2 separate regions of the Homo sapiens genome follow, and region 1 is linked to region 2. The links are chromatin contacts, found by Hi-C or POLR2A ChIA-PET in ENCODE. All regions are on one chromosome and are shown on one strand. The core of a region is the stretch at or near the end of the contact, and the rest is flanking DNA. Distances in the headings are between cores, read along the strand shown. Region 1 has its middle 85 kb from the start of MIR4464. Region 2 overlaps CASP8AP2 (caspase 8 associated protein 2).

What was found. A loop is a pair of places that touch in the nucleus more often than their neighbours do. ChIA-PET counts read pairs that join two places held with the same protein, here RNA polymerase II (POLR2A). Pooled maps may share reads with other maps.
Region 1: a pooled map shows a loop between it and region 2 (3-fold over the local background). The contact joins two enhancer-like sites. A Hi-C loop is called at or near these places in 4 of 168 maps with a recorded cell type or tissue (B cell, CD4-positive, alpha-beta T cell, PC-9 and 1 more) and 10 of 50 pooled maps. POLR2A ChIA-PET finds 5 or more read pairs at or near these places in 4 of 52 experiments (BJ, T-cell, activated CD4-positive, alpha-beta memory T cell and 1 more).

Annotation. Positions count from the first base shown.
Region 1 is chr6:90,395,722-90,399,971 of GRCh38, forward strand. No RefSeq gene overlaps it. Among named protein-coding and RNA genes, the nearest start is that of MIR4464, 85 kb to the left of the region's middle. Within about 2 kb of position 2,795, at least 4 of the 41 ENCODE cell types and tissues checked have a DNase peak (open chromatin) inside an H3K27ac peak, as active enhancers do; they include CD4-positive, alpha-beta T cell, where a contact is called at or near this core.
Region 2 is chr6:89,832,056-89,836,762 of GRCh38, forward strand. All of the region lies in intron 1 of CASP8AP2 (caspase 8 associated protein 2), which reads left to right. Among named protein-coding and RNA genes, the nearest start is that of CASP8AP2, 4.5 kb to the left of the region's middle. Within about 2 kb of position 3,261, at least 6 of the 41 ENCODE cell types and tissues checked have a DNase peak (open chromatin) inside an H3K27ac peak, as active enhancers do; they include CD4-positive, alpha-beta T cell, where a contact is called at or near this core.

The sequences.
Region 1 (4,250 bases), core at 1,545-4,044, 560 kb after region 2:
TCCCTTTGGAATATCTCATTCCCTCTACAGTGGGTTTAATTACTGTATCACTGGTCATGTGATATCCTCTGCACATCAGACATATATCTCCAAATGCTAAGTGGGCATGCTGGTCTCCCTGTCTCCAGTCTTGTTCCCTCAAAACCATTCTTCATAATCCAGGCACAGTGATCTCCCAACACATAAGTTGGAGCATAAAATTGAGATTCCGAGACAAGAATCCCAAGACCCTTTATGGGATCTGCCTGTCCCTCTTGCTGCTCTGTGTCCCACTCCACTCTCCTGCCCTTTCCTTGTGTGTGCCATGACTTCATCTTACCTGTCTTCCTATTCACACTCTTCTTCCAGCTCTTTGTCTGACTGACTCCTACTCATCCTTCAGGTCTCAGAGAGGCCTTTCCCGAGCACTAGGCAACTTAGCTTTCCCTGTTAATGCTCTCCAGGTCCCTTATCCAGTTATACCATTTGCTACACTTGAGGCCTGTTCCTGGGTGCATCAATTTCCCAGCACCTCTGGCTTCCCTGTGCATAGGCCAAGCATTATCCTAAGTCCAGCTGACGTACTTAGCAGCAGGTGTTTGCAGAGGCTGTGGTTGTGCACAGAAGCAGTGAGCGCTGAGGGCATATGGACAAGGCACTGATAGCCTCTGCTGCAGTCTACTCCTTCCACTGCCTAAATGCACTCATGTGCCCTGTTAGATTCACGCTGACCCATCCCTGATTCTGCAAGAAGGTGATGGTGGCTCACCCCACTCTCACTTAGTTTTCCTCTCAGTTTCTTAAAAGGAAAACTTTACAGGAGGGGTGCTTGTGGGCTGGTGGCACAAGCTGCCATCCTTGATGTTGCCCTGAGGCCATGGCTAATATTCATCTTTGCAGAAGGCAGCTTTCTGGTCTAGGTTGCTTGCCTGGTGGAATAACCCTGAAATTTACCTCTGAGGATCTGAACTTCTGGTGGCCATGTTTTTGTCAGGCTCCGATTGCCTCTGGTGATTGTGCCTAAAGTTTCAGGAATAGGAAGCATGAATTCCCTAACTCAGTCAGTGGAAGTAATGATGAAATGACCCACTCTTCCCATCTGTTCAAAGTATCTAAAGTATACTGTGTATCTGGAAAGATGACTGGGCCTTTTTGGGGGTTTTTGGATACTCTCAAGCTGGCAGCCTCCAGCTTGTGCAGCATATAAAAAGTACAATGGGTCCTGCAGGTATAGCCACTGTTGCACTCCCTTGCCATAGAGTGGGTCCCTGGGTCTGAAGCAATGTTATGAGTGATGTGAACAAGTCAGAAGCTCTGAGAGCACTCAGATGGTGGGCCTGGCCCAGGCATGGTGGGCAGGGGAGGTAAAATCCAGGCCCAGAACGTATATCAATCTTAATAAGGACAAATTACTGCCCCAGCTCTTGTCCTAGGTGGACGGGATCTGATATAATCAACTTGCACCAAGTGTTTGTTTGGTCTCCTCCAGGCATGGTATCTTATCCAGCCCTGGGGTTTGTTTCTGCTGCTGAGAGATCAGACAGCAACAGCAGTAGCAGTTGGATCAACCTCAGTGTTTGATCTTTCCTCCTCCCTCCTGCTAATTGCTCTGTCTACCTGATTTTAGATACCTGACCCTAAACAGGCAGAGACATATTTGTTAATGAGACGTTGCTAATGATCTTTTCGCTCAAACTAGGTGCTCTTATCTCCTGCTGTTTCTTCAAAGAGTAATTTTCCCAGATGTGTTTGTGATCCAAGCTCAACAGATCACATTGTACTTCAAATAGGCAGCAACAGAAAACTTGGATCAAAGTAAAACTAAAACTACAACTTTGGAAGGAAGAGGTGGGAGATTCTGCTCTGGAAGAATCAGCTGACAGGAGCCTAGGAAGGAGAGGAAGCTGACCCAGGGACCTAATTCTATTTAGTTACTAATCTGCTGTAAGCAATTACATTTGAAGATCCAATTTTGCAAAAGATCAATGAGAACCTCTGGATTTCTCTCTTGTAGTAGTTGTGTAATGATCTGAAGCTCATAAGCCCAGGGACATATCTTATTTTCCCCCATATTCCCAATGCCTGAGCCAGTGCCCTGCTCAAAGTCCCGAATAAATATGTATTTGTTGAGTGGACAAATAAACAAACAAATGGATGAAGTCTCGTAGATAGAGGGTGCTTTGTAGGAAATCATTTGAGTAGCAAGATTCTCCAACCCACGTAACACAGGACCTGATTTGCAGAACTTTGTTTAGACATAGCATTTCAAGAGCACGTTTTCTGAACCATAAAGGAAAGTAGGGTTCTAGATGAATAATGCCTTTTCACAGTGTCTGAGTCACCTCACACCCCTCACCCTCATCTGATAACGGCCCTTGGCAGATCTGCCCTTTTGCAGGGGATTCCCCAAGGCTCTCACCTCTTGCCTGCCCCTGTGTGTGTGACTGCAGCAGGCACAGGGTTGCCAGGCACCAGAATATAAGCACAGAGCTGGAGGAAATGGGAGGAATGATAGGGCAAGTTTATGGCAGTGAAACTTCCTGACAGTATGCATTTATGGGAATATCATACACATTTCACCTTATGATGGTATTTTTTATGCTGACAGGAAGATAAAGCTGGGCAACAACGGAAAAGTTGACTACCAAGGTAGTGTTGAAAAGGAAAGAGTTTGTTTCAATGAGACATTCTCATTATAGATGTTGGCTTAGTCCAAGCTTCTGCCTCCTCTCCCATCACAGAGGTTCTCTTCTTCTAATATATTGTGGAGGAGGGGGGTTTGTATCAGTGCAAACTGTACTGCCTCTCTCATGCTCTTGCTTCTACAAACACCCCTCTCCAAACAAGGACACCACAAGGGCGTGACAAGCGGTGCTCATCACAGCCTCTAAGCTTCAACATAACAGGATTGTCTTTCTCTTCAGTTAGATAGGGACATTTAGATAGAGCTTTGTCCCTCAACAATCTATTGAAGAGAGCAAAAGCAGTAGAGGCCCAACAGAAGTTCATTTTGGAACTTGCTAAATTAAAAGTAAATAACACTCAGCATATTAAATGCCCTCTAAAAATATGTGAAAGTACTCAAAGGCCTTGGCATCCAGGAAGTTCCCTGCAGGATGTCCACCTGCACTCCAGTGCTAGCTCTGGGAAGCTGTATGAGCCTGGTAAGTCTTGTGCCTTCCTGGGCCTTGGTCTCCTCCTCTGTTAAATATGTGATTTGGACCTTCCTTCTTTCCTTCCTGCCTTCCTGCCTTCCTACCTTCCTTCTTTCTCTCCTCTCTAGCTCTCAGTATAGAAACCCTTTCTTTAGATGCGATCTCTTAAGAAAGGAAAACTAATATATATAAGAATATTAAGCATGAACCTTCTCTGGTTAAGCGAAGCAGGAGAGAGGTCGGAAGTATATGTTTCCAGAAGCCCCTGAACCTCAGGAACCTCTAGGCTCCAGTTGGAAAAGCCCTGTAGCTGTGTTATTTCATGATCTGCAAACTCTCTACGAGAGCTGCTTTCCTAGTCTTACCAGCCAAAGAAGACGTAGACTTTTCTAGCAAGGAGGACAAAGAGTTCGGGAATATCCATTTCAGTCAGTTTTCAAAACAATCTTGTATCATTAGGAGAAACACAAACTTGGGTCTGAATCCCTATCCTTTAAAGGACTCCTACAGACTTGGCTTGGGGTTCCTAACTGCAGGGAAAATAAATCCTCAATCATTTACCTTCATGACATAGGAGACCCAATGATCAACAGTATTTCTCTGTATAATCTTCTTTCTGACAAGCTCTCCAAACAAAAGAAAAGAGAAAGAGAAATGGCCATAGGAGGGAAGACTTTCTTCTAGGGCATTTGAGAAGATTGTCAGACCCAGATGCGAGGCACCACCTTTCCACCTTATGCCTCATTAATGGAAATAACGCAAAAGCCCAGATCTAAGGCAGAGCTTCCCACCTATGAACCTGCATCTCAATCTTCACCTTCCAGGAACCAGACAGTGTCTTCTAGGCTGATTACTTCCAGTTTATCTCATTATGATGTCCACATATTATAGCTCCCCTCTCCCTTGTGATGAGCATGGAAAATATCAGTGACTCCAAATCCCAATTCTTTCACCTTAGAAAACAAATCTGAGAATCCCTCTACCACCAAGCACAGTACCTGGATACAACAGGCACTCATTAAATGTTTGCTTAGCCAATGCAAGGATAAATGAATGAAATTCCTCATCCCTGTATTCATTTCTGAAGACCTGCTGGTGAAAATTTAGCTCTAAACA
Region 2 (4,707 bases), core at 2,011-4,510:
GGCCTCCCCAGTAGCTGGGATTACAAGTGTGTGCCACCATGTCAGGCTAATTTTTGTATTTTTAGTATAGATGAGGTTTCACCATGTTGGCCAGGCTGGTTTTGAACTCCTGACTTCAGGTGATCCGCCTGCCTCGGCCTCCCAATACAAACTCTTTTTCAGCATGATAGTTCTCAACTTGGAAAATTTTGCCTCTACACTTTCACAGGTGCATCACTTCTGTCGGTAGCAACTCTCATATATCGAGATCCTCAAATGGGAGAAGGTGAGGAAAAGTGAAAAAGACCCATTTTCCAAGAGATTCTGATACATTTTTCTTCCTCCTCTCCTTCCTCTCCTTCCAGGAGAATCACTGGCCTATATGATTTCAAGAGTGTAATCTCACGTATCACTAAGGTGCTGATGAGTCCCAAATCATAATACCTACCATGCCTTTTCTGTATGACATTTCCAGCTGTTGGACATCTTTTTGTTTTTTGTTTTTTTCTCCCCTAGACGGAGTCTTGCTCTGTTTCCCAGGCTGGAATGCAGTGGCACGATCTCAGCTCACTGCAACCTCTGCCTCCCAGGTTCAAGCGATTCTTCTGGTCTCAGCCTCCGGAGTAGCTGGGATTATAGGCACATGCCACCACGCCCAGCCAATTTTTGTATTTTTAGTAGAGATGGGGTTTCACCATGTTGGCCAGGCTTGTCTCAAACTCCTGAACTCAGGTGATCCACCAGCCTCGGCCTCCCAAAGTGCTGGGATTACAGGCATGAGCCACCACGCCCGGCCTTTTTTTTTTTTCTTTTCTTTTTGAGATGGAGTCTTGCCCTGTCGCCCAGGCTGGAGTGCAATGGCGCGATCTCGGCTCGCTGCAACCTCCGCTTCCCAGGTTCAAGCGATTCTCCTGCCTCAGCCTCCCGAGTGTGGGATTACAGGTGCGCACCACCACGCCCAGCTAATTTTTTTGTATTTTTAGTAGAGACGGGGTTTCACCATGTTGGTCAGGCTGGTCTTGAACTCCTGACCTCGTGATCCACCTGCTTTGGCCTCCCAAAGTGCTGGGATTACAGACATGAGCCACCACCCCCAGCTGCTGTTAGACATCTTTATCTGGATGTCCTACAGATAACTCAACATGACTTCACTGGTTGTCCATTGCAGTTAAAGCATGACTGTCCTCCAAAGCTAGAAACATGAGAATCATCTTTAACAAATTGGGTATTTCTTTAATTCAACAGATATTCTTTTATTACTTGCCATTCTGCTAGGCCTGCTGAGAGCTGGGGATACAGTGAGAGCTGGGGAACAGAACAGGGATGGTCCTAATCTTTATGGAGAACCATTGGGTGGTCCATTGGGTGAGATGGACATTTCTCCAGGAATCCCACAAAAATGGAATCATGAACTTCAAGAAGAGGTCATGTAGGGAAAGGACACAATGGGGTAAGAGTATATAACAGAGGGCCTGACTTAGTGGGAAGAGAGGGTGGACAGGGGAGACTCAAAATGGCTTAAGCAAAATATCAAAGAAGAGCTAAGTGAAAGTAGAATATTGAGGAAAGAATATTCCCTGCAGAAGCCCTGTGTTGTTTTTTTTTTTTTCGATTTATAAATAGTTTATCCTGTTCACATTATGCAGAATTTCAGTGTCGTTAATCCACAATGTTAGTACGGTAACAGAAACATAAAGGAGAAAAAAGGCAGGTGGGGGGAGGTTCATAGTGTGGCCTGACATAGTCTAAGGGTTCTCTCCTGTAGTATGCATCTCCTGCAGGCAAGTATTAATATCACTTCATTGTTTGAAGGACAGTACACTATCCAGGATTCATTTATTGTTCAGGTGTCTTTTCTAAAGTATGAGAAAACAGGAATAAATTCAATAATGAATATCTGCAATTCAAACCAATTTAACTACAGGTCAGTGGTGTCTTTCTTATCTATTATCACAAACATCCCAGTTGCCTCCATCTAAAAATTTCTTTCAAAAGTTAAGACACAATTAATTATATCTTATTAATTCCCTCAAAAGCAAAAAAAAAAAAAAAGTACCATTCAGCATACAAAAGTTACACATTAAAAGTGTATATATAGGGCTGGGTGCGGTAGTGCACGCCTGTGATCCCAGCACTTTGGGAGGCCGAGGCGGGTGGATCATAAGGTCAGGAGTTCAAGACCAGCCTGGCCAAGATGGTGAAACCCTGTCTCTACTAAAAATACAAAAAATTAGCTGGGCGCGGCAGCAGGCCCCTGTAATCCCAGCTACTGAGGAGGCTGAGGCAGGAGAATCGCTTGAACTCGGAGGGCAGAGGTTGCAGTGAGCAGAGATTGTGCCGCTGCCCTCCAGCCTGGGTGACAGAGTGAGACTCTGTCTCAAAAAAAAAAGTGCATATTTCCTTTTTTTTTTGAGATGGAGTCTCTCTTTGTTGCCCAGGCTGGAGTTCAGTGGCATGATCTCGGCTCACTGCAACCTCCTCCTTTCAGGTTCAAGTGATTCTCCTGCCTCACCCTCCCAAGTAGCTGGGATTACAGGTGTGTGCCACCATGTCTGGCCAATTTTTGTATTTTTAGTAGAGATGGCGTTTCACCGTGTTGGCCAGGCTGGTCTCGAACTCCTGAACAAAGTTGATCTGCCCACCTCGGCTTTCCAAAGTGCTGGGATTACAGGCGTGAGCCACTGCGCCTGGCCTCAAAATTTGTTTTTTATCCTGAAATCAGCAGGAAGCACTGAAGGGCTTTTTGGTGGGGTTTTTTTTGTTTTTTGTTTTTTTTCTTTTGAGACGAAGTCTCCTGTCCCCCAGACTGGAGTGCAGTGGCGTGATCTCGGCTAACTGCAGCCTCCGCCTCCCAGCTTCCAGAAATTCTCCTGCCTCAGCCTTCCAGGTAGCTGGAATTATAGGCATGCGCCACCACGGCTGGCTAATTTTCGTATTTTTAGTAGAGATGACGTAGGCTGGTCTCGAACTCCTGACCTCAGGTGATCTCCTGACCTCAGATGATCACCCACCTCAGGTGATCGCCTGCCTCAGCCTCCCAAAGTGCTAGGATTACAGGCGTGAGCCACCACATCCAGCCTAAGCACTGAAGTGTTTAAGCAGAGTTGGGAACACGATCATGTTTGCATTTTTAAAAGACAACTCATGCTGAGGTTTGAAGAACAATTTGAAATGGGGGAAGACTGTCCATTTGAATACACTTTCCATTAAATCTTGTTGACTACCTCTCAGATCTGTTTTTAGTGTTTTGTGGGTTTTTTGGTTTGGTTTTGAGACAGTCTCGCTCTTTGACCCAGGCTGGAGTGCAGCAGTGCAATCACAGCTCACTGCAGCCTCCGGAAGCATGTGCCACCACACCCAGCTAACTTTTCTTTTTTTTGTAGATATGGAGTCTCACTGTGTTGCCCAGGCTGGTCTTGAACTCCTGGGCATAAGAAGTCCTCCTGCCTCAGCCTCCCAGAATGTTGGGATTACAGGCATGAACCACCGTGCCCAGCCAAGATCTGTTTCTTATTTTTATTTCCACTACTAAGAACTTACAGTGACACCTCGTTGTCTTCTGCTTTGTTTTGGTAGCCTTTTCTATCTCCCTTCCCACTCATATTTTCCAGACTCTTGCCAGAGTTAAACATCTAAGATGCAGATTTGATCATTATATTGCCCTACTTTAAAAACCTTCACTGGTTCCCCCATTCCCTTCTGGATGGAATCCAAGTATCTTAATCACATAATACATCCCCTGACCTTTATTTTTTTTTTTTTGAGAGAGTCTCACTGTCACCTAGGCTGGAGTGCAGTGGCACGATCTTGGCTCACTGCAGCCTCGGGGCCTGTGACTTCCTAAACTTTATTCTCACATTCTGATCTTGCCTTCCCATGTTCTATTCTGTAGGTGTTCACACCCATACTTGATTGTGAACTTATAGACAGATGTGGTGGGGAACAGATGTGGGGAGATCGTGTCAAGAAGTGTTCGCCAATGTGAGCCTAATTTAATTGAACCTTGGGATTTTGGAAACCTTGAGATAGTGAATAATGGAGCTAGAATGGTAGGTGTCAGTCTATGTCAGGATAAGGAAGTTTTTTTTTTTTTTTAATGGAGTCTAGCTGTGTGGCACAACCTCGGCTCACTGCAACCTCCCCTTCCTGGGTTCAAGCAATTCTCCTGCCTCAGCCTCCAGCAGTTGGGACTACAGACATGCACCACCATGCCCAGCTAATTTTTTTGTATTTTTAATAGAGGTAGGGTTTCACCATGTTGGCCACGATGGTCTCGATCTCTTGACCTCGTAATCCACCTGCCTTGGCCTCCCAAAGTGCTGGGATTATAGGCATGAGCCACTGCACCCAGTCAGGATAAGGAATTTGTACTTTATAGAAATTGGGAAGTAACGGAAAGTTTTTGAGCAGGATTGCGGTAGAACTAACCCAGTAGTTGTGCGTAGCATGTATTTGGAGTGGGGAAATAATTAGGTAGCTATAGTGGGGTCCTGAAACAAATCGAAATGGCAAGAATGGGAATAAATGGGAGAAATATTTCAGAGGTAGCATCAGTAAATCAGTAGTCTGTTAGGGAATGTTAGTGCTACTCCAAGAAATTAGAGAAATGAGGAGGTGAGCAGATATGGATGGAAAGATGATCTCTTGTTTTGGACTTGGTGAGTTTGTACCTACAGGAATGTGTTTATTAATGTTAGCATTTGTTTGTTTGTCTGTTTTGAGACAAGG